Linked DNA regions of Homo sapiens: region 2 is linked to region 1. The links are chromatin loops, found by intact Hi-C in ENCODE. Cell type or tissue: K562. All regions are shown on one strand.

Region 1 (8,000 bases):
GAAATGCAGGTGCCAATAGAAGCGTTAGGTCATGGAACGGCTGCTCGGTGGCCTATGTACAGCTCCACTTTCTACATTCAAATGTGTTGCAGTCAACTCTCTCGGTAGCACTGGAATTAAAAAGTATGGTTTTGGTAATAATTTGCTTATTACGAGGGGAGCAACACCTGATATTATGAACGCTTATAAAGAGTTAATCACGACCGCTCTTAGCTTTCACTAAGATCAAAAACTACATCTCACAAACCCCTGGACAATAGGGAGTGAAAAGGAAATGGCATTTAAATCTATAACTCAAAATATCTTTTCTTCTTAGAGAACATAAAATCAATGCTTCATATAAAATCAAAACTACATTTATTCCTTACCAAGGCTGATCGTGCACAGAGGAAACATAGAATTGTATATTTTTGAAATCCCAAATTTCCACCATTCAGGTTATTACTTGGTTAAAGCAGCATGTCTTCAAATGTTCTGTCTTAAAATAAAATGTTATTTTCTCTGGTGAGTCGCCCTTCTATGATTTAACATGTTTTAATGTTGATTTGCCTCTCTGTGACTAACTCATGAGAAAGAAGGGCTGTAAGAGAATGACCATAAAACAGGGAAATCTTATTTCTAGGCAAAGAGGGAAAAGGAAGTAGCTGGACTGAGGCAGGGGAGCAGGCCAAGAAGAAGGGCAGTCAAGTTAGGGCCATTACAGGTTAAGGCTTGAAAGTGGAGAACTGCCTAAGGAAAAGTGGTGTCCATGGGAAGATGGGGTGCAAAACCAAAAAGGTACCCAATTTGTAATACTGCCCAGAGATAACCCTGTTAATGTCTCCATGAAACCTTAAGAAGCTATAAGGAGTAAAATGCACATACAATGTAAGCTACGTCATGATAAATCAGTTAAAAAATGCCCCTATTAAAGTATTTGGCATTGTTCCTGGAAGATAGTGTTGGAAGAGGCAATATGCCATGAGCCCTGAGCCTTGCACTTGTTGCTAGGTGTGCCAACAATGCAAAGCCCTGAAGGCTCTTTGTCAGGGCCATTCTCAGAGTTGTGTCTGCAGCAAGCAACCTTGAAAGATGAAGGAATGTCTCCCTCTGGGACTAAGAGCATACTTATTTACTGTTTGCTACAAAATGGTGAGTGCCTGAGTTCTGGTGTTCCCTGGCTACAGTGAAATCTGGTTATGTGCACAGCATCCATGTGGGTCCTTATCACAATTACCCCTGTGAGATTTTGGGGCCAAGGAGAACTGACACACATGTTGATGCTCATGATGCTTGCTCTACTATGAGTTATAAAATATTCTTTGTCTCTGATTTAGGAATCTTGTCTCTTCTCAGCGTCCATAAAACAGACTAACTTATCACCTAACTAGTGGGGTTAATTCTTAGACTTGATACCTAGGAATTGCTCAAAAAAAGTAGCCATTTTTATTAATGAAAAGTATGCATTTCAACAACTTACTAGAAGAAGATATAATATGAAAGAACTAGGGATGCATCCCAAGATTTGAAATCAAGGGGAAGGTTTTAAAATACAATCATTATGCTATAGTATAGTAAAATTTAATCAAGCAATTAGTGACTAAGGATTATTCCCTCCTACAGGCTGTCCAAAAGGACAAAATCTGGCTAATGTTTAGAGTTAGCTTTATACATAGCTCTTGTACAATTCAAGACTCTCTATGAATCTAAAATTTTGCTTTCTTAATTAATATATACAGATTTCTTGAAATTCTTAGAAATAATAACAAACAGTAAAATGGTTTTCAACACTGTTCTAAGCAACTTATAATTGTTAATAATTCACTATACAGAAGCTCTATAAGTTAGGTACTCGTCTTATTATCCCAATTTTACAAGTCAAGAAACTAAGGCACAAAAAGGTTAAATAACTTGCTCTCAGCACCCAGCTGGTAAATGGCAGAGCAAGGATTTGAACTCAGGTAGTGTGGCTCCAAAGAGTGTGTTCTTGACAAGCACATTGTAAGTCTTTATAGAAAATAACAGTAAATGATGGACAGAAAAAAAAAAACTAACATTTTTGAACACCCCTTGTTGCCAGACATTTTTGCAAAATTATCTCATTATCTTTTTTCTTGCAGGGAAAATATTGTCATCATCATTTTTACAGATAAGGAAACTGGAACTCAGAGAAGATTCATAATTCAGCCAAGGTCACACAAATAGAACATTGGAGAAATACAAATTAGAATTCAGTTTGATTTACTCTAAACCCTGTGTTCTTTCTATGACAAAATAGTGTCTACAGGACACTTGAAGGAAAGGCTATGAACGCAGAAGACAAATTTTCCCAAATAAATATTTTTCTATGTCATTTTTTACTGAAATAGAAATAGAAACAAATAGGAACTGCCCAAGGAGGTAATCTTGTCACTAGAAACTTTCTATATAATTTGAAGGTATAGTTTGTTTGCTTTTTAAATAGTCCTGATTTTTGTATAAAAGAATTACTTTATTTATTTGTCATTTTTTAGGAATTGTGTGCTTTTTAAAAACTCTTATACTTTAGCATCATAAAGTTAGCATTGGACTGGAGGCTAAGACTAACTCTCTACTAAATATCTAAATTATTTTCATATTTTAACCTGTCTGAAGATCATTTAAAATGATAGAGAGGTGGAGCTTGAAGAGATTCCTACAGCAACTTAATTTCTTTGAGGAAGAACTCCTAGAGAGGCAGTTGACCTACCCAAGATTATATGCGAACTTAAAGGCAACAATAAGTCCAGAACCTGGGTTTCTAATAAACAGAAGGGCTAAAACAGCTGATCACTAAGGTCTCACAAGCTGTAAGTTTCTGTACTTTTTTGAATCTGGGAAATTAATTATCACAAAAAGCCTACATACATCATAAAATCCTCAAACTTGCATATTTTTCCTCAACATTTTAAAAGTGTTCTATCTAAAAAAAACTAAGCATAGTACAGTGAACAGTCAGAAATCTTGTACCTAGATTCACCAACTGCAAAGATTACATTTGAGCTCACTTGCTTTTGCTTTATCTGTTTGTATATGAGTGTTTGTGTACATATGTACATGTAGGTGCATATACAGTCAGTTTGCATTACTTGAGGTAGCTATGTTCTATAAAATCACTGCAAACAGTGAACTGGAGAATATCAGGCCATTGATCCAAGGGAAAATACAAGATTTTTTTCTTAAGAGCCTATCATCAAAATATTTTAATTAACCAATCAAGATATAACCTTGTTTCATATGTATTTCCATTTAAAGACATTTTATTTATTATTATTGTTAATTAACTAACCTTGAACTCATAGACACAGCACCATAACTCACGCCTAAATGAACTTTACCTAATGTATGTATTTTTTTTGTAAGGCCCAACACAGCCTTTTGTGCTTAGAAATACTAGACTGAACCAGCAGCATTACTCTTGGAGGCCATTTTAAGCAGCAAAATCAACAACAAAATGCACACATACAAAAAAAGAATGCTAAAAACGTGGCACCACGTACACTGCAAAAAGAACACTAGTTTACAGTGTGAGAGCTGAAACAAGAAGTCAGGGTGTGGCCTCATTTGACCTCAGCTGGGAATGTGTACATCAGAAGACTCCAATTTTTCACCACTCTGAACACGGCTGCAAATGATTATGAAAGCAATATGGGTATTGATCTTACAGTCACAAATAAATTTTAGCGAAGAGGTGAATTTGAAAATACGGAATCTGTAAATAATGAAGCTTAGTTGTATATATAAACCATGTAATTTAAGTAGCAAGCCTCATGACATTTTACACTAAACACATTAAAGATGGTAAAATTTGAGTATATATGAAGCAAAAGTAAAAATAAGTAAATAAAAACATTGTAGAAATGTTTGCAGCCTGAGGATACCCTAATTTCACCTTGTTGGAAATCATATTTGCCTTTTTTAGGCCTACCTGAACTACCAAGCCAAAGCACACCACTCTCAAGTTAATAATCATCCTAACAGAAAGAGCCAACTGGAAAACATTATCTCAGAATATTCCTGGAATTACCAACAAAACAATGAAGTATCTCACTTATCTCCATCTGCCAGTGACCTTTATATGTCAGTTATGGATTTCATCATCTGATCTACAGTATTTCCTTGAGCTAATCTCCAATGAGCATGGAACTGACACTTTTCACAATCACTCTGCTTGTAGCAATGCCGTGGACTGCAATGAACCAGGAAGAAGCTATGCCTGTGCCTCAGCATTGAGCATTATATTTCTATTTGTGCTGAGCGAACAATGTGACCTCATGTCTCAGAAGTTAGGGCCAAAAGCAGGCACAAAAGCATCAGTTTCAGCTTCCAATCAAGGCCATTCTACACGTTTAGTGAGAACTTGATCATTTTTCATCTCACCAAGATTTTGTATCTTCCCCCATCCATCATCGAGTACCTGGTATGCAGGTAACTATTCAAGGGAATGAGATGAAGCATTGATCTTGAGCTAGAAAAACATGTATTACTAAGAGAAAAAGGAGGACTTTGGGATTTTAAAGTACCTAGCTTTACTTTCAATTATTACAAAAGTCATGTAAGTTTTATATGCCTTGTGCTTGGTTTTGCCGGTTTAAAGGAAGTTTCTGAGAGCCACTTGCACCAGAAAAGAAACCTATCTTTGCCCAAAGACTTTTATAAGGAAAAGTACAAACTAACCACCTAGCTGTTGTCTCCTCCAGCTCCATTTCTTACAGATGCTCACATCACACTGTCTGATTTGGACACACTGCAGTTCCCCTCATTTTAGTGGTTGTGACATCCCTAAGCCCTTGCACAGGCTGTGCTCTGCATCTGAAAGGCCTTCCTCTCCCTTCTTAGCTGGCCATTTCCTCGTTGTCTTTCCAGTCCTAGCTCCTGTATCATTTCCTTGGGAAAGACACCCTGGACTATTCCTCAGAGTGAATTAACTTCTCTCCTCTGTTCTTCAGCATTCCAAGCTTTCAGTGCTCCTTTCTGTCACAGCACCCTTCACCCTATTTTGATGTCATTCGTCTACAATTCTGTCACCCACATTAGACTATGAGCCTTTTGAGGCCTTCCAAAGACTATATCTTGTTCATCATTTCATCCTCTGTGGCTGGTGCAGTATCTAATACAGATGAGGGCTCAAGAAATATTTGTTGCATAAAAGATTGAATAAATGAATGAATAAATTTGAATTTTCACTTGCTCTAATAAGAGGTACCATTTGCCCCATTTGAAATGCCTAACCTCTTATTTTATAAATTGGGAATTCCAATAATTAATTCATACATTCAGTTTTTTAATATTTCCTTTTTTTTCTGTCTCCTTAGTTTGCCTCAGTTCCCCTATTTAGGAAAGAGGCCAGAAATTCATTTAAACCAATTTACTTTTAATTATCTGCAAAGTGCGAATTTTTCACAGTGCCATAACCCCCCTGTAGGGAAAAGATGCTCCTAACAAGCACAGCCTCTGAGGTGCACAGAAAGAAAACGTGAGGAAATGACTGCTAATCAGCTCACGAACCTTCATTGCTCCTCAACTGACTTGGAGGAGTGTGCTCCATGCTGACTTCTCCTCCCAGGAGGCCACATATGTCCTCTCTATCCTCTAAGCATCTGAGAGCATGTGTGCCTTTCGGGGGATGTTGACACAGGTCCTAATGAATCAATTTGTCGTGTGGAGGAGTGAGGGAGGTCTGTGTCCCATCAATTGACTTCAGCCACACTTCATCTTTCATGTATTGCAAGTGAGCGGAAACAGACTTTTTTTTTCAATAAAATAAAAAAAAAAAAATGAAGTGCCTTGAACCATTCTGAACAAATTGTCTCACCAGGCTCCAAAGTGCTCAAACATTCAGCTCATTTCTCCTAATTCATAATTAAACCCAAGACCTACCTGGAATGATAAAGAATGATATTTGTATATGCTAAGCCACGTTAGCATGGCAAGAGTAAACAGGGAAATTGGATACAGCAAACTCAGCATTTTAGGTGAATAAACATATGGAATGACTTTTCTGGCCAAGCATTTGGAGCGAAGGGCAGTTAAAAACTCTGGTGACACTTACCTGGTTTCCGGAAACTCTGAGGTGAGAATTAGACGTATTAAGTAAAAAATACATTGTAAAAAATGAGTAAATTAAACCCAACAGAGTGATTCTCTACTATAGGATACTTCATATATATTTTTTACAGAATAGGTTTCAATAGATAATTGACGATAGTGATCATTCACTTTGACCTGCATTTTCAGATGCTGCACAAGGAAACTGGATAAATCCTATTTCATGTGATCCTTACAGTAATTCTACAAAGTAGGTGTTATTATTATTCTCATTTTACAAATGAAGAAACAAACTCAGAAAAGTAATTGACTTGTCCATGATTGAAACCACATGTATTGCTTTGTCATATATTGCATGTACTTTATCAACTTTTTTGAAAATGATTTTACAGTTTCTAAGGATAGGAAGAGATTTTTTCAGGATAGGCAGACACCAAAAGAGCAGGCACATCCCTGGGAGATATAACAGGGATGCAACAACTGAATGCATTAAGATATAGTAAGCGCAACCATTCTCAAAGCATCCACTAACACCTATAAAAGGACCTTTACTTACCACCAGGTACACCTCTGGGTGAGTTCCAACTGCTCATAAAACACCTCTGTATGCATGTTTGCCCATTTCCTGAAGTTTGACATCCTTAACCAGGTAATATTCTTTTTTGTCTTTTGAGACGGAGTTTCGCTCTTGTTGCTCAGGCTGGTATGCAATGGAGTGATCTCGGCTCACTGCAACCTCTGCCTCCTGGGTTTAAGTGATTCTCCTGTCTCAGCTCCCCAATAGCTGGGATTACAGGCATCTGCCACCATGCCCAGCTAATTTTTGTATTTTTAGTAGAGACGGGGTTTCACCATGTTGGCCAGGCTGGTCTGAAACTCCTGACCTCAGGTGATCCACTCACCACGGCCTCCCAAAGGGCTGGGATTACAGGCATAAGCCACCACACCTGGTCCTTAACTAGGTGATTCTTAACCTTCTCACCCTGGAGAAAAAAAGGTAATCTGCGCATTTAAGGATTAACCTGAGTAAGAGTCAGGTGGAGAAAAACAGTATTGGGAAGACCAGTTTTTAAGATGTAAGGCTAACTGTCCTAGACTGGAGAAGTGCCTTTTCAAACCTGCCCTGTTTCTGCCAAGTATCTTGAAAAGAGAAAAAAAAAAAAGGTACATTACCTACTTTTCCACACTCTGACCTCCAAGGCATCTGTTCTGGCCTTAGGTGAGACACTGATCTTTTGTGTGCTCTAACCTCATTTCCATCTGCTGTCTGTTTCTGTGATGAGCTGATCATGAGCTGATGGCTCCCTTCCCACATAGTTTGTTCTGAATTCAAAACACCTACTTTCAATTAAACCTCTTCTACCTCCTGACCTCACCTACCTTCAATTAAATCATCAGAGTATTAACAGATTATTGTTACTTAATGCTGCTTCTGTGCCAGACAACAAGCTGAAATCTTTATATGTATCATAATATTTACATTTTCCAGATCTTAAAATTGAGATATGAGGATGTCAAATGATTTTCCCACGTCACAAAAGTGATAAATTCAGAATTTAAACCACCCCACTTATTCTGTGGCTACAGCTCACACTAGTAACCACTACACCATAACACCTCCCAGTGCAGTTAAATAGAAAGACACCCGAACTTTTTCCCATGCTACAAATTGATGGCTATAATAAAATCATTTTTCCAGCCTGGTGCTGTGGCTCACGCCTGTAATCCCAGCACTTTGGGAGGCCGAGGCGGGCGGGTCACGAGGTCAGGAGATCGAGACCATCCTGGCTAACACGGTGAAATCCCGTCTCTACTAAAAATACAAAAAAAATTAGCCGGGTGTGGTGGCAGGCAACTGTAGTCCCAGCTACTCGGGGAGCTGAGCCAGGAGAATGGCATGAACCCTGGAGATGGAGTTTGCAGTGGGCCGAGATAGCGCCACTGCACTCCAGCCT
Region 2 (8,000 bases), 110 kb before region 1:
GTATTATTTTCTGTATCATATATAAATATGAAATATATGTATGTCACATATATGTGACATACATGTTATATATAAGGTAATCCGTCTATGTATTAGTTTTTGCTGCAGTAACAATCAACTGTAAAAATATCAATGACTTATAAAAACAAATGTTTATTTCTTGCTCTTTTTACATAAGGTCTGCAAGAAGTGTGCTGCAGCTCTGCTCTAGACTGCAGGTGGGTGTAGACCTATTCCATGTTTCTTTTAATCTAAGACCCAGAAGGACCTGCTGACTCATGGAAGAGGGCAAAAACACAAAAGTACTGGTAGAAACTTACAATGTCTCTAAAAGCTTCTCACATTCTATTTCCAAAGTTAGTCACATAGCCAAGCCAAAATAAATGAGTCAGGAAGTGTACCCACCTACAAAGAAAGTGGGTAATATAATTATTCACAATTATATCACCAACCACCATAGAGATATTTTTAAAAATTTAATTTCCATTTCTGTTAAAAAACAAACAAACAAACATTTATGGTATACTAGCTGTGTCCCATATATTGTGCTAGTGGCTGGGAATATAAATATGAAAAGTTTTAGATCCTGACCCTAAGGAGCACAAAATATCATAAAATGATATTTTTTAGAATCTCATCAGTCTAATACTGTTGCATCCCAAGCTGTATAATTCATTGAACAAAATTTTCTATAGTTAATACCTGTTATAAAGTACATGTATGTATACATATATCCAGTCTGGGTGACAGAATGAAACTCTCTCTCTCTCTCTGTGTTTCTCTCTCTGTCTTAAATAAATGTTTATTAAGTTGAATTAAAACACATTACATAGATGGGACAAAAATACATTTTAGTTCATATACATATATATACATACATCTATATATGTGTGTGTATGTGTATATATACATATATATAGAGAGATAGATAGATAGATAGACAAATAGATAGATAGATATAGACAGACAGAGAGAGAGAGACTCACTCTGTCACTCAGGCTGGAGTACAGAGGCGCTGTCATGGCTCACTGAAGCCTCGACCTTCCCAGGCACAACCGATCCTCGCATTTCCACCTCCTGAGTAGCTGGGACTACATGCATGCACCACCATGTCTGGTTTATTTATTTATTTATTTTGTATTTTCTAGAGACAGGGTTTCATTATCTTGCTCAGGCTGGCCTCAAGCTCCTGGGCTCAAGCGACTCACACACCTCAGCATCCCAAAGTGTTGGAATTACAGGTGTGAGCCACGGTGCCCAGCCTAAAGTATATATTTTTTTACTAAGTTTTCTAACTTTAATATTTTTGCTTATCTGAAGAAAATTATGTTGCTGAAAAACCATCCAACATTAAAGATGAACAGTCAGTATCCAAGTTAAGAACTGAATAGTCACATTAGCTAGTGCAACTTTTATATATTCCACATTTTCAATTGCTATCTTGTTAGAAGTTTGTGGTCCCATCTGTTAAATATGGCCATATTAAAACTGACATGAAAGAGTCTCCAGTTTGTTATTTTCTGTTTATAACTTTTAGCCTAAATGTTGTTCATAAAATACACTTTCTTACTTAAATTCTTAATGAAAATGTATTTTTAAAAACCCAGAAAGCTGGCAGAACCTTTCTGCTAATTGAAAATGTGGTCAGGTTTTCTATGAACTTTCTGTCTGAAAGCAGCGCTGAGCTTGGAACTGCACATGTGTATTTTTGCACACATGCAAAAACTTTTAGCAAAAAAAAGTTTTAGACAGGTCTTGCATCAAATTACTCAATTTTAAAGGTTGCCATGGAAACAGATTAGCCCTCTGGAAGTGCAAAACCATGCTTGAGTCTAATGCAAAGAACAATCCATAGTATGAAAGAGAAGAACAGCTGGGAGCTGAGGTAGTGTCAGCTGACATGTCAGACAGTAGCCAGACAAAGTGAGCCAGGCACTGTCTGGGAAAAAAGGGGAGTGGGGGCTGGGGACGCAACTGAACACTGGCTACAGAGTGAACAAAATGGCCCAGCTGTTCACTCTCATCATAACTAAGAAAATATAGAGAATTCCAAGGACGAAGATTAAATTTACTAAGAGAATGAATATTTAAAATAAAATGGATTGCCCAAAGCAGCCTCCACCAGATGCTTTTGACTAGAAAGTGCAAGCAGGACTCTTCGTGGTAGGCCCAGTATCCTGGTTGCTAATGTGTTTGGGATATAAAAACTGAGTGTAATCTCTCTCTTCCTGGGATATTGCCCTTCTTGCTTTGTGGCTGTTGGAAAGTTGCTTTCTTCTAGCAAGTTATCATGTAGCACTTCTCTTCTTGCACTGTCCCGAAGGGGAGGGGCAATTCCTAGACTGAGATGGATTCAAGGAGGCCTCTCATGTACATGGTATCGGTAGCATGATTTGGAGGAATGGCCTGGGAGACAAAATGTCTGGAGTCATCTAAGACACTTGTTTTCTCTGAGTTGCAGTTGTTGAGCAAAGGTAAGGCAGTATGTTTCAAATAAGCTGAGGTCAGAAAAGATGTTTTAGGAAACAAACAGGTTGAAAGACACTGTGTTTTTGAATCTTGAGGACTCACAATCTTATCTTGTAAGTCCTCACTTGATGTCATCAAAGGGTTCCTGGAAACAAAGACGTTAAGGGAAATGACGTATAACAAAACCAATTTTACCACAGGCTAATTGCAATAAACAAGATGTAAGTTTCTACAGCATATTTCTCATCACAAGACCTTCACCAAACTTCTAAGTAAAGACGAAAAACACTCTTAATATTAAATATTGCAAGGTGAGATATATAAGCATTTTTAAAAGATTAATAAAAACAAGCAGGATAATTAGTTAATAATATTTTCAATTAATGATCATGAGTTGCCAGAAGTGCCAGAGCCTATCCTGGTAGCTCAGGGTGAGTGGCAGGAACCAACCCTGGACAAGAGGCTATCCCATGGAAGGGCACATTCACACACACACATACACTCGCTCAGATGAGGACCATGTTAGGGACCACATCACATAATATAAACATCTTTGAGATGTCCAAGGAAACCAGAGTACCTGGAGAAATCCCACACAGATGTGGGGAGAACTTGCAAACTCCACATAATAGCCCTGGCTGGGAATCTATTTTTTTTTATAGCAAAACAATGTTGAATAAAATGATGTTATTCAAAGATCTGCTATATGCTAAATTCTCTACGAAATCCCAAAAAGGAGGAAAAGCTGTCAACTACGTTTAATCCAATGTTTCCTTCATTATTTGGCCACAGAAAACTTTTATCACTTAACACTTGTTAAGATTCCACAGTGATGGGACCTTACAGTTCACTTTGGAAAACACTGGAATAACTGTTCCCAAGGACATTTTCAGCTGTGAAATCTGCATTATATTCCATATTTTTCAACTTTGTTGACATAGGGTCAATGCCGGAAGCTCAACCTTGGCTAGCACCTGGAAAGGAAAGATTGACTATCTTTCAAATCATCATTAAAACACAGAGGGTAGCTTCTGTTTCATATATAAAGTATGGTCAAGTAGTAACTACAGGCAAATTATTTTTAAAAGTGGGTGCTCCCCTGGCCTCCAGAGTGTAATTAAAATGCAAGGCAAGTTCTTATCCACAGGCAGCATCAGGATAATGTAGTTTAAAAATAGCATAAAGAACAAACTCTACAATCTCACAGTTTAAAACTTAACTTTATCACTAATTAACTGTGTGCCTTCGGGCAAATAATTTAACCTCTCTAAATCTCAACTCCTTTTTTCTATAAAATAAAGATAACCACAATGTTCACCAACACAATACCTGACAAATAATAAGTGTTCAATAAAGGTTAGAAAAAAAAAATCAGTAAAAGGAAATTAGGAGGGCCTCAGAAAAACCAGGCAACTTCCCTAAACAAAAAAACAAAAACAAACAAGCAAACAAAAAGAATCATCCTTAGGTCAGGCCTTTTAATGACATCCCTATCATTTTAAATTAAGAAGGAATAATATCTAAAGTTAACTGAGTCTAAACACAAAAAAGGGGGTTTCTTTCTTTAGTTGTACCTTCCTGAATACTTAGGTGATACTTTTTCCAAAATACAAATACAAGCATGTCATTTGCCTACTTAAAACCTTGCTGTATCCTAGGAAGCCACTGCCTGCGCAGTGACTCATCCCACACATTTATCTCTACAACACAGCCCTAGCCCTAGCTCCAGGTTGTGGATTTACTTGTGATATTGTAAATGTACCCTGTTGTGTCCTAAGTTGATGTCTTACACTAGTTGCTCCCTTAGCGTGAAACACCCTTACCCTCACTTATCTGTTTGTTCCTTTATTCCACCCCTGGCTCATGTCACCTCCTCTATAAGCCTTCCCTAATCATCCCCCAGTTCCTGACTCACCCAAGTTCCTCCAGAGAGTTGGCTCTGTCCTCTGGGTGCCCTCATAGTTCACTATAGTGTCCCTGGGCTGCACTGAAATGATTTGCTTCCTCACCAACTTCCCAGCTCCAGCATGCTTCGTGCTAGAGACGCCATTTGTCTTTGTGTCCCCAGAGTCTCACAGGGCTCTGGGCAAACATCTGTTAAAGGAAGGCATGAGGATATAGGGAAATGTTTCTGGAAACTGTTTTACCAAACAAACACTGTTGTGGCATGGAAAAGGTATTTTTTCCCACCAAATGTTTTGTTTTGTTTTTTAGCTACATACTAAAACAAACAAACAAACTTGTATACCTCAGGAACCACAAGCAAAATTAGGGTGCAAATCACAAGTAGAAAAAAACAAATCCGCCACAGACATGAGAGTTAGTATCTTTAGCTATCAGAAAAGGCAAATGTAACAAATGCCAATAAATACCTTGCTCACCTTCCTCAAATGATGGGCTTTAGGATAGTGAAGGGTACTGGTTTCAGTTAGAAGGTGGTCTGGCATTCTCAGATAGGACTCTGAGATAGGATCTGGAAACCTGACGGTACATTTCTTTTTTTCTCTTTTATTATTATTTTTAGTTGACACATAATAATTATACACATTTATGGACTACAGTGTGATATTTCAGTATGTGTATACATTGTATAATGATCAAATCAGAGTAATTAACATATCAATCACCTCAAACATGTATCATTTCTTTGTGTTGGACGTTTTAATGTTCTAATAAGGATCATAGTGGAACTTGAGGCTCTAGAGTTGCCTGTGTTTAAATCCAGGTTCCACTTCTTTCCAGCTCTGAAAATGCGAGAAAATTTTTTCACGTCTCTGAGCCTGTTTCTGCTTCTGTGAATAACCATACACACTCCAGTCCTTAGAACAGGGCCAAGCATATAGTAATGTTACCAGTGGAGGTTCTTGACTACGAGTTGTCCAGGTTCTTGGTGTTTTGAACAAAGAATTGAACAAAATGCACAAAAAAAATGAAGGAATGAAGTAATAAAAGCATAGAATTATTGAAACAAAAGTACACTCCACAGACTAGGAGTGGGATTGTGCAAGTGGCTCAAGAGAGCTAGTTACAGAATTTTCTGGGGCTTAAATATCCTTTAGAGGTTTCCCACTGGGTATTTGATTACACCCTACATAAAGGAAGGAGTGGCCCACCACGTCATAATGGTTGTGGGAGACAACCAATCAGAGGCTGAAGTGAAGTTACAAAGTTACACAAGAAGAATTGGCCCTTGACCAGCCTGATTGGTTGCAGGAGGGGACCAATCAGAGGTACCTCCCATTTTTCATCTGCAGCCCAATGCAAAGGTAACTGATCGTTTTGTTACTTGGGTGTGGAGAGGTGGGGTTTTCCTTTTGATTCAGTTCTAGGAATTCAGCGTGAATCAGCCTTAGGTTCCTTGTCTCTGGACCCTATTCTCCTGCCTCAGTAACTGCTTGTTAATTGTTATTGGATCATTTTACTATTATTTGCATCATTACAGTATTTGTTGTTGTGGTTGTTACATAAAGTTATTTAAGTGTGGTGCCTGGAGCAACGTGTTCATTGTGTGACCTTAGCCCAGGGGAATCTCACACTTTTTTATATGTAACAATAGCAGAGAGGAGGGTTGGAGATAACACAAAAGATTAAATACGATAATCTCAAAATGAAATCATTTGTAAACTGTAAAGAGCGATTAAGTCGTTAGTTCGATATTGTTTATCTTATTTAAACTCAATTAAATAAAATTTGGCCCGTTTGAACCTTCCTCCAGGTGTGGCCATTTGGTTGGGGACCAAGTAATATAAATAATGTGAGCTAATTAGAAACTATAATTGTGAAAGAATTTCTGAAACCTTTCGTAGACTAAGTTTTCAGTGTGGAAGCCTACGAATTCTGCAGCCTCAAGACTACTTATTTTCCCAGATGGCATTCCAGATATACCTAAACTTTTGCAAAACCCATCCTCTTTAAGATGATGGGTAATTGAATAAAAAGAATGAAACTGACTCTGCAAATATCTGGTTAATACATTTACTCACTGCTCAGTACTTCAGTAATATAACAGTGAGCAGAAGCAGGTTGAAGGAGTAAGTCCTGAAACTTCATTCACTAGCAAATGGCTGTGACCTTCAGAGAACCACAAATTGGGAGTGAGTCCATGTATAACAAGCCCTTTTTTGGTTTGTTTGTTTTTACTTTCTCTTTCAGTAATGACATGGATCTGGAGAGATTCTCTTAGGAGAGAATCTGGCTAAGTGTCTAGCAGGATGATTGATTAACAAGATGTTTTGTTTTCATCATCTCAGAGATAAGTACAACTATTCTGTCATCTAATCTGCTAACTCCTACATTATCAATACGGTAGTAATAAATTATGAATAAACATAAAATATACAGAGATAGAAACTGCAAATTTATTTCAGAGAGCACAGTTAAGGGACTGATTTTATTATTTACACTGAATTATAAGCACAATTATTTCCTCCAACTATAACCACAGAAAGCACTTTAAATTAGGATGCTTGGGCTGAACAGCCCAGAAAATCTACTAGCCAGAAATTGAGATGAGCCTGTGGATAGAGTTTTAGGTCATGCTTCCAGTTCACATTCCAGCAGAGATAAATGTGAGGCCTGGGCAGCATTTAGGTTTTGAGGTTTTTCACTCTTTGTTTTTTCCTTTGACTTTTAGCAGTAGCTAGCCATGATGAATGACTATCAATTACAATTAGGGTTGCCAGATAAAATATAGGGCTTCACGTTAAACTGATTTTCAGATAAACAATAAATAATCATTTAGTATAATTTGGCACATATACTAAAAATTTGGGTTATACTAAAAAAATTCATTGTTTATCTGAAATTCAAATATAATTAGACCCTCCATATTCTTTTTTAAACAGCTGTATTGAGGTATAATTGATATGCCAAATAACTGGACACATTCAACTTGTGCAATTTGATGAGTTTGGAGATACACATACATCTGTGAAACCATCACCAAAATCAAGGTAATACATATATCCATCACCACTAAAAGTTTCTTCTTTCCCCTTTTTTTGTTATTTTGAATTTTGTGGTAAAAACACTTACCATGAGATGCTATTAAATTTTTACATGTACAATACTGAATTGTCAACTAAGGGCACTATATTGTAGAGTAGATCTCTAGAACTTGTTCATCTTAAAAAACTGAAGCTTCAAACCTATTGAACAACTCCCCATCCCCATCTCTCCCAGGCTCTGGCAACCATCATTATACTCTGTTTCTGTGAATTGGACTATTTTATTTATTTTTTTTTATTTTTTGAGAGTGAGACAAGGTCTCACTTTGTCACCCAGGCTGGCATACAGTGGTGCAATCATGGCTCACTGCAGCCTCAAATTCCTGGGCTCAAGTGATCCTCCTGCCTCAACCTTTCAAGTAGCTGGGGCTACAGGCATAACCCATCATGCCAATTTTTTTTTTTTTTTTTTTTTTGTAGAGATAGGATCTTACTATGTTGCTCAGGCTGATGCTAAACCCCTGGCCTCAAGTGGTTCTCCTGGCTCAGCCTCCCAAAGCACTGGGATTATAGGCATGAGCCACC

The links. Peaks named below come from ENCODE experiments on the same cell type or tissue, not always from the same donor. Only the 100,000 strongest peaks of a DNase experiment are listed, where the experiment ranks them.
Region 2: a loop joins it to region 1, with 7 times the contacts of the local background. A loop is called at or near these places in 1 of 110 quality-filtered maps.

The regions. Positions count from the first base shown.
Region 1 is chr11:91,901,474-91,909,473 of GRCh38, forward strand. No RefSeq gene overlaps it. Among named protein-coding and RNA genes, the nearest start is that of LINC02756, 110 kb to the left of the region's middle. In K562, no CTCF peak of the experiment used is centred here; a DNase peak (open chromatin) is centred at 4,158.
Region 2 is chr11:91,788,688-91,796,687 of GRCh38, forward strand. It overlaps LINC02756 (long intergenic non-protein coding RNA 2756), which reads left to right and starts at 5,635. Exons shown (of 12, transcript NR_187312.1): 1 at 5,635-5,735; 2 at 6,622-6,725; 3 at 7,314-7,421. In K562, a CTCF peak has its summit at 4,421; DNase peaks (open chromatin) are centred at 4,264 and 5,624.